Regions from separate parts of the Homo sapiens genome. Here region 2 is linked to region 1. A link is a loop called in an ENCODE intact Hi-C map of the cell type or tissue named here. Cell type or tissue: heart right ventricle. All regions are shown on one strand. Links, peaks and the distances in the headings refer to the core of each region. The heading gives the core; the rest is flanking DNA. Region 1 has its middle 36 kb from the start of LINC01118. Region 2 overlaps SOCS5 (suppressor of cytokine signaling 5).

Region 1 (8,335 bases), core at 222-8,221:
AAGGGAAATTCGGGATTTCAAAGCAACAATACATTGGACAATAATGAGGTCACAGAAATTATAGCAGGTATAATGAAAGATAGATACTGCAGTGAAAGTATTAAGAACAAACTGAGTTAATCTCCGAAAATGCACATATATATATTCTAAATCTACCACCTTAGAAAATTCTAAAAAACACAAGAATACAAAAAGCACTTGTTGCCAGAACAAAGTATCCTATGTCATGTAGCCTCTGGAAGCTCTACCATATTCTTGAGAAAGGATGAAAGTAAGAAAAACAAATGATGTCTTCATATTATTGTAAAATAGTTTCGACCTCACAGTCCTCCTGAAAAGATCTTAGCGCCCCCTGGAGTCCCCAGGCTACATCTGATGAATCACTGGTCTAGGGAGCCATCAGTTTTAAATGAGTTTAAATTGTCTTAAATATGCTTATTACACTTTCTTTATTTGATGCACCTTGTAGAACCTAAAATTAGATTTCAGGAGCTGCTGACGCTTTGAATGAAGTAAGAGATATCAGAGGTTAACAATTCAAGAGCCATGAATTCTCATTTTGATCCATTAAATCCTTCTACCTTTGCAGCATGAGTCTAGAAGCCCTGATTCAGTCCTTGTTAAAAAGCTGGAAATAGGCCGGGCGTGGTGGCTCACACTTGTAATTCCAACACTTTGGGAGGCCGAGGCGGGCAGATTACCTGAGGTCAGGAGTTCGAGACCAGCCTAGCCAACATGGTGAAACCCCGTCTCTACTAAAAATTAAGAAAAAAAAAATTAGCTGGGCATGGTGGCATACGCCTGGAATCCCAGCTACTCAGGAGGCTGTGGCAGGAGAATTGCTTGAGCCTGGGAGACGGAGTTTGCAGTGAGCTGAGATTGTACCACTGCCCTCTAGCCTGGCCAACAGAGCAAGACTCTATCTCAAAAAAAAAAAAAAAAAAAAAAAAGTTGGAAATAGCTGTTTTGCTGTTGATAAATGAATGGATTTAAATTTCCACATGTTGCTTCTCCAGATCATTTCATGATCATTCAAGTGGAAACCGCAGCAATTAGAAGTGTTGCATATGGTTGGAATGTAATCACTTTACATTTTGAGCGTTCCTTCTAAAAGCAATTTCTTTTGATTCAATGTAAAAATTCATAAGTACATATCAGGCACCCATACTATCCAGGTACTAAAGGGAATACAAAAGGTGCACATCCTACTCCTCAATTATTAATTTTTGCGGCTGGACGCGGTGACTCATACCTGTAATCTCAACACTTTGGGAGGCCGAGGTGGGCAGATCACCTGAGGTCAGGAGTTTGAGACCAGCCTGGCCAGCATGGTGAAACTCTGTCTCTACTAAAAATACAATAATTAGCTGGGTGTGGTGGCACGCACCTGTAATCCCAGCTACTGGGGAGGCTGAGGCAGGAGAATCTCATGAACCCAGGAGGCAGAGGTGGCGGTGAGCTGAGATTGCACCACTACACTCCAGACTGGGATTTAAGAAAATGTGTAGTTAAATATTGCCTAAAATGCTCGAATGTAGGTTATAAACAATGAGAATAGGGCCCATGAAGAGATTTTCGTTTTTCACAGAGGTGAGACTTAAAAAGGCCTTGAAGGATAAATAGAAATAGAAGCAGAGTAGAAGGGTTATTCCAGGAGAATATTAGTTTGGATGAGGGCACAGAGGCAGGAAGATGGAGCTTAGCTTGAGGGAATGGAGGTCACTGGTGCTGTGAATATTTGCAGACAGCCATATCCAGAGCTGAGAGGTGAAAGAACAGACTGGAATAGTTCTTTTCTTTTTCACTCTCCTACCTTATTTGCTTTTGGTTTAGCAAGGAGGATCGAAAGTAAACCAAGAGAAATGGTGGGGGGCAGCAGAGGGAGGTGGGAGGGAAACTCCAGGATGAGTTATGGTCAGCCAAAAGAAGCTGTTGAAATAAAATGACCAAGAGTTAATGCCTTTATAGACGCAGGGATGCACAGCCTAGATCCCCTTCCTCTAAAGGACTTGCTGCCCATCCACTGAAAGCTTGGTCAGCAGCCAGCCCCCAGCTATCGGCTCTTTCAGGGCCTGCCTTGTTGCAAAGGGCCGCCTCCCTGCAAAGAGCTGCCTTGCTCAAAGAGCTGCCTTGCACTAGGTCATGCTCTTCTGGTGGCAGCTTGCATCCTGTCACAGAGAGGCAGGGGTGTGAAAGCACAGCCATCTCATTTGCTCTGCAGGACAATATCCACTCCAGAGTTCCTGCTAGACTGGCCAAGACCTTGTTGCCATTCAACTTCTTTCCCATTCTACTCGCTCCCTCCTTCCTTCACAGGTGTTGAGCCCTAATAAAATTTTGCACCCGAAATTCTGCTTCATTATCTGTTTCTGGAGAACCCAACCTGTAACATTTTCCCAGCCAGGGCTGAATACACACACACACACACACACACACACACACACACGTGCTCTCTCTGTATATATGTTTCTGTGTATGTATATATGTATGTATATTTTTAATTACTTTTCTCCATTCAATAGTATACTGCCTATCAATTATTAGCAAATTGTATTTTCAACCTGTTGGCTTATTTATTCTAAATATAGCCATTTTCCTCTAAAGAGAAATCTTTGTTGCCAAAAGAATTTTATAATGGCAAAATCAGTCATTTTCCCCACTAATCGCAATGTAATTTTGCCCATTTTGAGATGGGCAAAAATCATATGTTCAGAACAGTAAGGTGAGACAGAATCAGCTAATTTACTGATAACTGTGGGCACTACCTGAACTGACGTATCATGCTGCTACGCACTTTAGTACCAGGCTCTCTGGTGGCCAGTTCTTTGCAGGATAACGTGGAATAATGCTTATGTAAAATATGACTTCCAAGACTAATTCTCAACTTCAGACTCCCCACTCCCAGCATTATTGCTTTGGCATTAGTAATGTTAGTCAGAAATATGAGTAATTCTTGGCAAGAATGGGAAGCATTCAACTTGTAACTTCAAAAAGACATTATCTGAAAGGTTGAAAGCCAGTTTCTAATAGTACCTGGTATCTTGGCTTCAGGGCTCACAGCAATCCTGTGGAGAAAGTATGAGTTTCCCATTTCAACAAAGAAGGTGAGGCTTAGAGGGAAAGGAAGTTGCTCAAGATTTGCTCTGGAACAGAGCCAGGATTCCCACTCAGATCTTCGACTCTGAATCCTGCAGGCCTTCACCTGTGCGAGCACTGAGCGCCTGGCTGCCAGCTCCAGAGCTCCTCTGGGGCCTTGGTCAGTGTGGTGTTGTTTATGTCCAGCACACTTTCCGTTGGTCTACTGGAGGACAGTTCCTGTACAGGCAGATGACTTCCTTCACCAAGGACCTGTGACTCTCTCCCTGAGGGCTTTCTCTGACATCATCTGCACATGGACAGCTTAGACTGAAAGTTTCAGGGGTTCGATGCCTTCCAGAGGCACCTCTCTAACAATAAGAGCCCAGATTGAGTGGAAATACCCCAGCTTCCTTACCACTCCAGCCTCCATGCCCTTAGTGGCATGATTCCGAGGTGCATCCTACACTGACTCTTGGTGGCTCCCTGGCCAGAGCTCATTCGCGTGGCCCTCAGCAGCTCTCCTCCTTCCCTGGCTGTCTTCCTCACCACCTCTCCGTGATTCCAGGAATCAGCTCCCGAATAAACGACTTGCACCCGAATCCTTGTCTCAGGGTCTGCTTCTGGGGGCACACCGAGGAAGACAGCAATCCCGTCCTAAGGTTTTGCACATCTGAGCCAGAGGGACCCCCTGGGACCGGGTCTCAGGGCTGAGTTTTGGAGGAGTGGGAGACACTCAGGGTGCGGCTTGAGGAGGGATGAGGTGAGACTTTGAGGTCGGCAGATGGCATTTCTGGCAGGCGCCTAGCATGGAAGGTGTGAGAGGAAGAGGGAGGTTGGGGACAGTGGACATCCTTGGGGGTGGTGGGGAAGGAATCAGGGCTGGGAACCTGCCTCTGTCAGCAAAGGGAACTGTGCCAGTGGGCCCCAGGACCAATGCCAGGGAGGCCACGTTCACCCAGCGGCTCAGCCAAGTCTTTTTAAGGAGTGGAATGGGAAATGCCGTTTACTGGCTTGCTGTTGGCCCAGTATTTATTGTTTTACATTTTTGCCCTGGAATTTCCATTGTCCTTACTCCTTAGAGGAGACTACACTTTTGCAGCTAATAAAATATGTTCTCCAGGTTAAATGGCATTTCAGCAAGTGCCATCATTACATTTTTCAGCACCCAGCCACTTACATAGCTCTTCCATTTTGTCCTGATAAAATCACCCTGTGCAGTGAGCAAGGCGAGGGTTATATGCCCGCCTCTGCGATGCTGGCTAATGTGCTCACAGCGCCCCAGCTATGAGTAGCATGGGTCGGGGGAGTGCACAGAGCCTGTCAATGTGGCTTCACTCCTGCGGCAGGCCCCAAGGGTGACAGCCCTCTGCTGGCGGACTCAGAGCTATTCCAGGAGTAGGCTGGGCTGGCCCCACGAGGGGCAGAAAGCCAGCGCCTATAGATGCAGCTCTCTTCTACCCATCTGTCCTCTCGAGCCCCCACTGCAGCCGGCTGGGCTTTCCAAGTCCTGTTTTTTTCCATTGATTCTAGGGATGGCAACGTTTGGATAGAACATCAGAGCTCGGTTGGTGCCTGGGCAGTCATGACCGTGGGCATGGGCAGGGCAGCATGGTGACGTGGGGCTGGGCTCAGGATCAAATGAGACAGGCCTGAAATCCATCAGAGCCTCTTAAAGCCTGGACAAGTGGCCAGTTCTTTGAAGGGTTTATATCTGTATTGCCTAGTGCAGCTTCCAGATGTGTGGTTTAGGATGTTGAAAGCACTTGTTATTGCTTGTGTTAATATGATGAAAGCAATACTAATAAAGTGTAGTCTCTGAGGCTGATGAATGTGATCTCTGAGGCTGCTTTCCCCAACCTTGGGGAGGTGGGCTGTTGGGTGGCCATGTCAGATTCAGTTCTGGCAGGATGCTGGGGGCCTTCCGGCAGCACCGATGCCCTGGCTCAGAACCTTTTGCTTGTTGCTCCCCAGGGGTGGTCAAGGCCAGGGAGCAGCTCCAAGCCTTCCTGGCAAGGCTAGCTGTGGAGCCGGAAGCGGGGACCCTGCCCCATCCATCCTCCACAGACTCCAAGTCCTTCCAGGCCTGGCCCCGCTGCTCAGTCCTGCTCAGTCCCATGTGGAGGGAAAACTCCGAATCCTAGAGTGGCCTGAAGTCTCCCAAGTGGGGAGCAAGGAGCAGGCAAATTGGTGCCCTTTCTACTGAAATATCTGCTTCTTTGTCACATCCAACAACTCCAGGGAATTATGACCTTTCTTGACCAGCATTTTCCTCTAACCTTTCCATCTTCCTCCCAGGAAAGTGAGGACTCAACAATACAAGTTACAAAACCCTTCTGCTGGAATCAGACCAAAAGGAAGCTCTCTAATAAGAATCTATTGTGAATGTTGTGCTGTTGTGCCTAGATCTCCACAAGGGCACAGATGACTGGGAATTCACATCTCTCGCTCCTTTTAAACCCTCAAGTCTGAGTCTAGCTGCTGCCATACAGAGACCGTTTCCCTGTGAAGCCTCTAGACTTGCCACTGAATTGACCTGCCCTGTAGAAAGGACATTTCTCTTCCCTTTGGATAGAGTATTGTGAGAAGGCTGTCTTTGAAGCCTCAGAAGAGTGGCTTTTGTCTCCTTTGTTCCCATAAGGAAAAAGATGTCAGATGAGAGGCCAATCTTTTGTCACCTTCCCAGAGACCACCCCCATAGGAATCTGCCCCTCCTCCCCTCTTAGCTGTAACTAGCTAGATCAGGGTGCGCTCTGACTTAAGGGTAGCCTCTCCCAAGGCCACTGAGTTGTGGCCTGGAAAAAGATGATCTGGGCCTCTTAAGATTCATCCTTCAGGACGTAAGTTTGGGAAACTGAGCGGCTGTTGACATTTGAAGTGAGAGCCAAAGCAGAAGGATTGTGGTGCAGAAAGCAGGGAAGCAAAGAGAAACAGGTCTTCTCCATGATGGTCATGTGCAGGTGAGGGCATGAAGTAGCCAGGAGCAGAGTCAGGAGAATGGAGTAGATGCTCAGAGAGCAGGGTCAATGCTCCACACGTTCCTGGAAAGGTGGGAATGTGGCCCTAGCCAACTCAGTCTCAGATCCCACGAGAGCCACCCAGGCCAAGGCTTCTGTTCTGAGACACCATCTCTTTAACATAGATCCCTGCACAAAACCCCTCTTTTCTGAGCCAGCCCAAGGAGGAGTCTCTGTTTCTGAACCTCCGCTTATCAAGGGCAGGTCTACTGGCTAGTTGAGGATAATGCTAGAAACCTGCCTTGTCCAGTGCAGTAGCCACGAGTTACACGTGGCTCTCAAGCACTTGTAGCACTATGGCTGGTCCAGACTGAGATGTGCTGTGAGTCTAAAATTCACACTGCACCCTGAAGACTTACGGCCAAAAAAAGAAGGCAAAATATCTCACTAATAATTTTTATATATTGATTATATTAAAATGAGAATATTTTGGATATATCAGTTTAAATAAAGATATTATTAAAGTTAATTTCACCTGTATCGTTTTACATTTTTAATGTGACCACTAGAAAATTTACAGTTACATATGTGGTTCACATTATATTAAATATTTCTATTGGATACCCTGCCTTATACTGAAATACCCCAGAAACAAGAACTGTAGATATTTTAGTAATTACATTAATTAGTTCCAATACTGAAATTGAAGTCTCAAGGAATCAACACACGTAATCTCCTGCCTCCAGGCATGCTGAGCCTCAACAAGTCCAGCTAAAATGGACCTTCTTCTAAAGCCCCTCTCCACCCCAGGGAAACCCTCTCACCTGCCCCCAACAATTCTCTTCATGCCCGTTGCAGCTGCCGTGCCATAGTTGCTGTTAGCCCTAGGTGAGATTAAGTATGTAATGTTTATCATTATAAAGACCCATCACAGATTTTATTATTAAATAACCTCACACTGAATTTACACAAGATGGAGATTAAAAAAAAGAAACAACCTGGGATGTGTCATAAGATCCAAGGACACAACCAGACTCTCAGCCATGGGATGGGGCTCTCTCCATCTTTTATCTGTGTACCTCTTAAAGCACCTGCTCCATTTGTCTCTCTGCCGACCAGCAGCCTCTGCTTCCCCAGGGCGGGAAATGTGGAGACTGCCCCCCATTTGACAGAGTTGACAGCTCACAGCTCCTTTTTTGCAGAGAGACACCAATGCTACTCTAGTTCCCACGTCCAGAGGTCCTGGGGAGGGATTCATGGCCCAGCTAGAGAGAACCACTATGGCCAGGAGCCAAGCCACATAAGAATATGACTGTCCCCCTCCCCCCGAAGCTGTGTAGTGAGAGGATGGGATGGTTCCCAGAAAGTAGGGTGGGGACCCCAAAGAAAATGAGAAGTTTCCATGATATCCATGATTATTAGTGTTTGCTTAATCTGGCCTTTGGTTAAAAAGAATTGTTCTTCCATCCACGGAGGGCTCCAGATGACACCTCCCACTCCTATATCCTCCTTAGAACTTTGCACACCTGCGTGAAAACTTTCACCTCCTCTCCAACTACTAAAATTTGATAATGAAACAATCTGTGAAATTCAACATGGACCTGAGCCATGCAGTCTGTGGGTGGATCACATGAGCAGCAAGGCAGCCATTTGGAAGAAAGCAGCCACTAAATCACAGACAATGAGAGGAGCCCCTCGGCAGTGATGCCACAGATGGTGATGTGGCATCTTCAGGTGCCACAGATGTTGATGCCTTCAGTTGATGATAGGGATGTTTTAGGGAGCCTTATTTAACCAGATTCATGGCAGCACCTGAGGAAAAATCCTGTGCGGGAATGAGTTCATCCATACCTACTGGCTATTTGTGTCCTCCCACAGCCATCTGGCCCTGGCTAAATCACACTGCTTTGGAGTTCATTTCAAAAGCCCAGTCATATGTATGTTAAAGAGGTTCACATATCACTGGCTCATAGAAAGAAAGCCAGTTTCCTGTGTGCTTTTCAAGACTGCCGGAGGGCACTCCCAGCTAACCTAAAGTCATTTCTCCCACTACTCCCTATGGACCCTTCCGCTGACACCCGGTCAGCCCAGATGCTGTCTTGCTCCTGAACACGCTATGTGCAGGTCACCTGAGAGTCTATTTCTGTAGCCTGAAGATGGTCTAAAAAGGTCTAAACCCAGCTCTGCCTGTGACCAGCTATGCCCTCCTTGGAAAGTTTCTTTTTCCTTGAATAAAATTCAAGTAATTATCACCACCTGGCAGGGTTGTTATAAAAATCAAAAAAGATTTAAAGCACTTAAGC
Region 2 (8,335 bases), core at 302-8,301, 73 kb before region 1:
CTTCATCTGAGTCAGCCAGCTATCCTACTTTCAAGGGGAGTGGGGAGGGCTTTTGAATCTGGTTAGAGCAGAAGTAATCTTGAAAGGGTAATTAGGCTGGATTGTTGACTCATGTTAATATTGGATAAATTTGCATCTTAGTGACCTGAAAATTAGTTGCCTGCCTTTACATGTAGGTGAAAAATTGTAGGGAATGATTTCAGAGAGACCATACTGTATTATGAAATATAATATAGCAAGAATATATTTTCACAGATTCATATGCTGCTTAACACCAAAATTAAATTTACCTTACTCTGATGAGCTTTCATACAGTAATCTTTTTATCAAAGCTAGTAAGAGGAAGCAGTGATGAAGATAATTTTTTTAAAATTGTATTTGAAATGGGCTTATGTGCTCTGGGATTGTCTTTAAATTGACTTCCTTATTTTATTTGAAGATGACCATAAACAGGAACAATGTCCAGTCTTCCTATTCTGAGCAGTATCCTTGAGTTAGAAGTATTTCAAGCAATTTTAAAGGGTGGAAGCTTATTTAAATAATAGATATAGGGAAAATGGAACAATGAGAACTCCAATGATGGAATGGAAATGATACGGGAACTGCAGGTTAGACCTGCGTATATGGTAGGTAGTTGGAGGAAGGGGAGTTAGGATGAGAATCGGAGGCTGGGTAGAGAAAAGTGTTGAGGTAAACTGAATTTTGTAGGAATTTAGCCCTAGTGTAAATCCTGAATACCACAGGTTGGCACGTCTTTGTATCAGGATGTAATACTATTATGTACTGTATACAGTTTGCTTTTCGGTGGTGGTTCCTGGCTCAACACAGGTCTTGTAAGCCTCATCATTTCTTAAGTGACTAGAGCAGAAAGAATATCTTTTGTTGAAGTAGTTGGCCTCTTATCCTTGGTTCCTGAAGCAGCTCTGAAACAGCTTCTGAGCAATAAAGGTGAAAGATAGTCTTTTGTTATTTACAACAAGCCCTTTCAAACACACCTGGGCATATGTTAATGAGGCTATTTTTGGAAAGTCCCTAGGTAAGCACTGTTTGGAGGTGTTGATACTCCAGGGAAATCAGCATTGGGCTCTGAGGGTTGGCACTTTCAACTCCACCTCCCAACCACTGGGGAGAAGAGAAGGGCCAGACATTTAGGGGCTTCCAGGAAGGTGAACAAGAACACATCCATGTGCTGGGAAGATGGCACACTCCAACACCATGGGGACAGAAGTTCCTGCACTCCAGACCTTGCTGTAATTGTCACTATTTCTGACTGTTTATTTGTATCCTTAAAATATGTTTTGTAATAACCAGCAAAAGTGTTTTAAAACACTTTTACTTACTTTACAGTGTTTCCCTGAGTTCTGTGAGCTGCTCTAGCAAATTAATCAAACTCAAGGAGAGGGCTGTAGGAGCCCCAGTTTATAGCCGGTTGGTCAGAAGCACAGGTAAAATAATTGAGCTTGGGATTGGCATCAGAAGTGGGGCTCAGTCTTTTGGGTCTGGGTCCTCAACCTGTGCAATCTCACGCTGTCTCTAGGTGTAGCTGGTGTCAGAATTGGTTTGAATTAGAGGGCAGCCAGTTGGTAGCTGCTTTAGAATTGATTGCTTGCTTTTCGGTAGAGAGAAATCCCTACACATATGTTTTGAGGTCACAAAAGTCTTCTGTGTTGATTGTTGAAGGACAGTGTGAAGAAACTGAGTTTGTTTTTTCCTAGATTACCAGACAGGAAAGCGCCTGAAATATGCTTAACGCTAAAGGATAAACCCACTGAATGTTAAATATAATCTGTTAAGGAGAAGCTCAAGCACTTTCTTATGGGTTAAAATATGCATGTGGCCAAAGGGGTGCTCATTTATCTAATTATTTAGTTTTTGACATTGGCTATTTACATGAGAACAGCAGTCCAACCCCATTATCCTTCAGGTGATCAGTACTGGGATGAGTTTTATTTAACATTTTTATAAATGATTTAAAAGACGGACTGGCAGTGACAGTTGCCAGATTTGCAGCTGACTCCATGTGCTGTTCCAGGTAGTTAAAAGCCAAGCCAGCAAGGAGAAGCTACAGGAATATCCTCTGATGAGTTTTCATGTGGCACAGAACAAGATAATGCATTTAGGGGAAGATATTCCAAATTATATTTATAGGACCTGAATTGTGACCCAGGAAGGGGATCCAGAAGTTATGTAGATGACTTCCTTGAAGGCATTTATTGTGGTTGTTGCCGGGCCAGAAAGTCCAAGAATATGTTAAACATTGTTGGGCATGGTTCTGAAAACAAAAATGATGTTATATAAAAATTATAAAGGGGTTATCATATTTTGACTGTTTATTATGTTCCAGGCTAAGTGATTTATTATGACTGCTCTTTCATTTAATTCTCTTAGTTCAGAAAGGTAGGTGGCATTATCCCATTTTATAGAAGAGCAAGTTTGACACGGGAAGGTTAAGTGACTTTCCCAAGTCAGCCCATGTGTGGTAGAGTTGGGACTAATGTGCTAGTCTTTTGATTGTTAATCCTAGACATTTCCCAGGATATTAGGAGGCAGCACTTAAAACTTGTAATAATTTAATTTAGGGTTTGTGAAGTGCTCTTTTACTCTTTGCTATGGTCGGCTTTGGTTGTCATTTTACCACAAGGATGGTATCTAAATACTTTGAGAGGATTTAGAGACATTCCTTAAATTCTTGATTTTTAAGGAAAGCTAGGAATGTCTTGGTGTACAGTTTTAGTCACCTCTGGTGACCCCTGACATTTCTCCCCTTGACTTTATAAAATGCTGAATGGTTACATTAATAAAAGGAACATTAATTAACAAGGAAAATATCGTTTAATAGAAAAGTCACCAGAATAGGAGTCCAGAGACCTGGATTGTTCTAGTGCTATAAAGTAGTAATGTGAAAAACATTAGGATGGCATGGAAATAAGCATAACATTCTTCTTGCCCTGGAGGTAGAGGAAAGCTTGAACTGTCTTGAGAGATCAGCCGGTGAAGAGGGGTTGTGGATTGCAGGCAGAGGGAATAGTAGTATATTAGATGAGTCACTGAACTTCTTTGAACTTCAGTTTCCTCAAAATTGAGATAAAATATAAGAAAGTACCAACGGCAGCATTTGATTTTGGAATCTCAGAGTGAGATTATAAGGATCACGTGAGTAAGTATATGTAAAAATGCTTTAAAAATTTTTAAATGCTGTACAAATGAGGATGGAGGAATACTGATGTTCCTTTGAAGAGTGGACAAAGAGGATGCAGTGAAAATTTAGGTGGCAGGACTAGCACAGAAGGTAGAGGAGGAGAAGTGGGGAAGGGAGGTGTTAAAGATGAGAGGAAAAGGACAAATGTGGAGAAAGTTGAATTATGGTTCTCTTTGTGCCTGTCAGTCAAAAGGTGGGTATTACATCTATAACGGAAGAATTTTAACATCAATTTACTGTAAAGTGGAAGCTCAGGAGATAGTTGAAACGTTTTAATCATTTTCATTTAGTCTGTATTGACCATGTTAATAAGGCTATGAAAATAAGCTAATTGAGAGTTGGTGTGTTGTCTGATTGTTTCTTCACTCATTACTTCTGTATAGGTTTAGCTAATGATTGTAAATAGTATAAGAGCGCTCATAAAATGAAATAAGCTGGACTGAGTTACTATTTATTGTAGATGATTAGAAATGAAAGGACATAGAGTGTTTAAGGAGGAAGATGCTATTTGATTTTTCTAAACTAGTGCAAAAGAAAATTAGGAAATCAGACTAGGACCGAGGCAGGAGGGGAACAAATTGTGAAGGGTTTTGTATGTAGCCATATAGGAGTTTGGATTTTTATTTAGTTTTATAGATGGGAAGTAACACAAACACTTTTGTGTTTTAGAAAATTGATCATAGCAGTCATAAAGAGAATAGTCTGGAGGAGAAAAGATTGGAGACATTTACCAAATAATTACTGAGCAAATACAAATGCTCCTCGACTTACAATGGGGTTAGTCCTGATAAACCCATCCTAAGTTGAAAATATCATTAGGTCAGAAATGCATTTAATATGCCTAACCTACCAAACAACATAGCTTAGCCTAGCCTACCTTAAATGTGCTCAGAGCACTTGCATTAGCCTATAGTTGGGCAAAATCATCTAACACGAAGTCTGTTTTATAATAAAGTGTTGAATATCTTATATAATTTAATGAATACTGTACTGAAAATGAAAAATAGAATGGTTGTGAGTTTAACCAAATTGTAAGTCAGAGACTGTTTGTAATACACATGGCAAGGTGAGTGAATGAAGCAATTCTCTTTGGCTTGTGGTAGATAGATGACAGTCAAGGATGACATTTAAGGCTCTGCTCTAGTTCAAGAAAGAGACTAATTATATGATGGTCTGAATTAAGGAATTTGTAGTGGGGTTGGAAACAAGAGCACTGCTGATTTCAGAGATACTTAAAAGTTTGAGTCCTCCAGATTTTGTTAATGTTAGAAGGTGTTAGAAGTTGAGTATGAGTCTAAGGTTCCTGGCTTGGCAATAGAATAATATATGCAAGTTTGGGAGAGAGAGAATACTGAGTTTAATTTCAGATAAGTAATAATGCTTTTTAGGTAAGTAATGATACCACAATATCAGTTGGAAATACGGGTCTGGATCAGGAGCGTGGTCAGGATTATAGATATGATTTTGAAGGCATATATTTTGTAGCTGAAAATTATGAAAATAGATGAGTAATGCCCATAATATCTAAATGATAATGCGTTCAGAACAAAAAGTAACTGCCATTGCTGGTACTTAGTTCAAGAGTTTCATAATATTTACCTATTACCCATTGCCACCCCAAACTCTGTTACAAAAAATGTAGAAAAATATTTGCTGCCAGAAAGCCAGAAATATTTGAGTGTCCTTGAAACACTGTACCAGTTGGGATCTTTCTTCCTGCCTTCGGAATCCTGGCTAGCCATCCAGTACAACACAGGATTCTTAGGCAAATGCACTTCCTTATCCCTCAACTAGAGTTTCTTTTTGGAATCCATGTTTGCTTCTTTGGGCTGGTGAAGTGGTCTCTGAACAGATACTGAATCCTGAAGCCTTTTTTTTTTTTTTTTTTTTTTTTTGAGATAGGGTCTCGCTCTGTTGCCAGGCTGGTATGCAGTGGTGCCATCTCGGCTCACTGCAACCTCCACCTCCCAGGTTCAACAGATTCTCCTGCCTCAGCCTCCCAAGTAGCGGGGACTACAGGCATGCACCACCACGCCTGGCTAATTTTTGTATTTTTAGTAGAGATGAGGTTTCACCGTGTTGGCCAGACGGTCTCAATTTCTTGACCTCGCGATCCGCCCGCCTTGGCCTCCCAAAGTGCTGCGATTACAGGCTTTCACCTTCTTTACTATCTATTCCAGAGCATCCCTAAGCAACTAGCACTTTGCCTCTTTGCCTCTTTACCTTTCCAGCCCCTTAGAGCAACTCAAAGAGGGAAAAATAAAAACAGCTTGAGAGAAGAGGCTGTAATCTTTTCAGTTCTCCCCCAAAGGTTCTGCTTTCTAAGCAAAGGATGGAGTTAATTTGTCATAAAGATGAGGTGTCCAATTTCAGTAAAATAAATGTGTCTGTTAGGAGGAAGATCTTCAAGTGCTGAAGGGAATTTGGAAAGAATCTGACTTAGGTGGTGTTTAGCACTTAGTGGAAAAGATGAGTTTTGGGTTTGGTTTTAGAGGAGGTAGAAAGACAAGGCTGTGCAGAGAAAAGTAGGAATAACACTATTAGGAGTTGGGAAAAACAGTACCAAGAAAGTAATAGAACATTAAGGGTGGAGCAGCAGGGGGAAGTGAAGGACCTGGTGAACAAGATTTCCTATCTAAAATGCCTATTTTGAGTTGGGATTAATGAGAAATTTGGGTAGTTAGATGATTCAAGACTAAAATTTGGAATTGCAACTCCCTAAAGCACTGAGTAGAAAATTGAACATGAACAGAGGATACTATAACATAATTTAAATAGCAATTTAGGACTTCAGTGACAACTGTTATAGTTTATGATGTTTGTAGCACTGATTACTTAATTTACATACTATTTTAAAATCCCTTGTATCTTTTTGTTTTCTCCTTACATACTTCTATAACAGCAATTCTTAAACTTTCCTAGACATGAGAATTACCTGGGGCTCTTTTTTAAAATACAGATTTCCAGTCTCCACCCCCCATGCTTGAATTCTGGTTCAGTAAAAGTTAAGGCAAGGGTTCAAGTGATTCTGATATATGTAGTCCTCAGACCAAAGTTTAGGAGATACTGTTCTAGAGGGTGGGCAAAGAGTAAGGAGATAGAATTTCAGTTTTTGGTGGTTGTTTTCCTTTATTTTATTTATTTATTTATTTTTTATGTAGCATCTCGCTCTGTTGCCCACGCTGGAGTGCAGTGGCGCAATCTCGGCTCACTGCAACCTGCACCTCCCAGGTTCAAGCAATTCTCCTGCCTCAGCCTCCTGAGTAACTGGGATTACAGGTGTGTGCCACCACTCCCAGCTAATTTTTGTATTTTTAGTAGAGATGGGGTTTCACCACGTTGGTTAGGCTGGTCTCAAACTGCTGACCTCGTGATCCACCCACCTCAGCCTCCCAAAGTGTTGGGATTACAGGTGTGAGCCGCAGTGCCTGGCCTCCTTTAATTTTTTTAAAAAGTGGAAGTGTAATTTACATATAGTGAAATACACAGATATTAAGTGTATGTACAGTTGCATACACCAAATATCTTTAATAACCTTAAGAAATTTAAATGTCCACTTGTGAAAAAAAACTCTAAGCAAACTAAATATAGAAGAGAACTTCTTCAGTCTGATAAAGGGCATCTATTAAAAACCTATAGCTAACATCATATTCAGTGGTGAAAGACTGAGTTCTTTCTACACTAAAAAAGAAAATTTAAAGATCTAAATAGGGATATACCAGGTTCAAGATGTACCTAAGTTCAAGATTAGTTTTGACAATTAATACATCTTTGTAATTTATGATTTCTGTCATCCAGAAAGAGCCCCTGTGCTCTCTTCCCATTGAGTCCTTGCTGTTTCTCCTTTTCCGTGGCTGCAGTCACTGTTCTGATTTATTTCACTGAAGATTAACTTTGTTCTAGAATTTTTTATAAATGGAGTCATGCAGTATGTACTCTTTTGAGTCTGGCTTCTTTTTATCAGCATGTTTTTGAGGTTCATCCATGTTACATATAAGAATTGTTCCTTTTAGTTGTAGAGTAGTATTCCATTATATGAATATTATTATTGTGGGAAAGATTGTTTCCAGTTTTCAACTGTTAATGAATAAAGCTACCATGAACATTCTTGTATAAGTCTTTTTGTGACATGTTTTCTTTTCTCTTGGGTCAATACATGAAGTGGAATTGCTGGGTTTTAAAATAGGTCTATGTTTAGCATTATGAGAAACTTGCAGAACAATTTAATTTCTGAGATAGTTTTACCATTTTACATTCCCACTAGCAATCTATGAGAGTTCTGTTTCTTATTATCATCAATATTTGGTTTAGTCATCTTACTGGGATATCTCACTGTGGTTTGAATTTGCATTTTCCTTGTGAGTATCGATGTCATGCATTTTGTCATGTGCTTATAGGCTATTTTGCATATCATCCTTAGTGATATGTCTGTTCAAGGCATTAACCAGTTACCAATTTTATGTCATTTTACTGTTAAGTTTTAGGATTTGTATATTAATTGGATGCAACTTCTTTGACACATAAATGTGTTAGAGATTTTTCTTCCAGTCTGTGGCTTGACTGTTCATTGTTTTGGTGGCATCTTTCGATGAACAAAAGTTTTGAATTTAGTGGTCTATTTTATCAATATTTCCTCTTATGCTAGTGTTTTTCTGGGTCCTGTCTAAGAATCTTTGCCACCCCCACAGTTGTGAAGATATTATCCTGTTTTCTTCCAGATGCTTTATGGTGATAATTTTTGTGTATTGAGGTGATAATTTTGTGTATTGTGTATTGGTTAAGATTAGATTTTTGCCCCCATATAGATAGCTAATTGTTCCAACACAGTATACTTCCCTTTCCGCATTAATTGCTTTGGCACCTTGTTAAAGCGCAGTTAATGGAGTAAGTGTGGATCTGTCTCTAAACTCTATTCTGTTCATCTGTTTGTCTTTCTGCCACTATGACACTGTCTTGATTTACCATAGCATTAAGTCTTGAAATAAGGTAATAGAACTTCTCCAGTTTAGTTCTTATTTTTCAAGATTGTTTAGACTTTTTTTAGGTATTGTACATTTGCACATAAATTTTGTAATCAGCTTATCAATATCTACAAAAAAGCCTTTTGGAATTTTTATTAGGGTTGCATTTGAATCT

Evidence for each region. Hi-C counts contacts between places; a loop is a spot of excess contacts. Peaks named below come from ENCODE experiments on the same cell type or tissue, not always from the same donor. Only the 100,000 strongest peaks of a DNase experiment are listed, where the experiment ranks them.
Region 2: it touches region 1 in a loop (2.4-fold over the local background); 22 of 110 quality-filtered maps call a loop at or near these places.

Annotation. Positions count from the first base shown.
Region 1 is chr2:46,776,571-46,784,905 of GRCh38, forward strand. No RefSeq gene overlaps it. Among named protein-coding and RNA genes, the nearest start is that of LINC01118, 36 kb to the right of the region's middle. RefSeq lists a silencer at 5,180-5,474. In heart right ventricle, for the core only: CTCF peaks have their summits at 375 (motif pointing left), 576 and 4,462 (motif pointing left); DNase peaks (open chromatin) are centred at 3,999 and 4,429; H3K27ac peaks cover 2,969 bases.
Region 2 is chr2:46,703,812-46,712,146 of GRCh38, forward strand. All of the region lies in intron 1 of SOCS5 (suppressor of cytokine signaling 5), which reads left to right. Among named protein-coding and RNA genes, the nearest start is that of SOCS5, 8.7 kb to the left of the region's middle. In heart right ventricle, for the core only: no CTCF peak of the experiment used is centred there; no DNase peak of the experiment used is centred there; H3K27ac peaks cover 2,430 bases.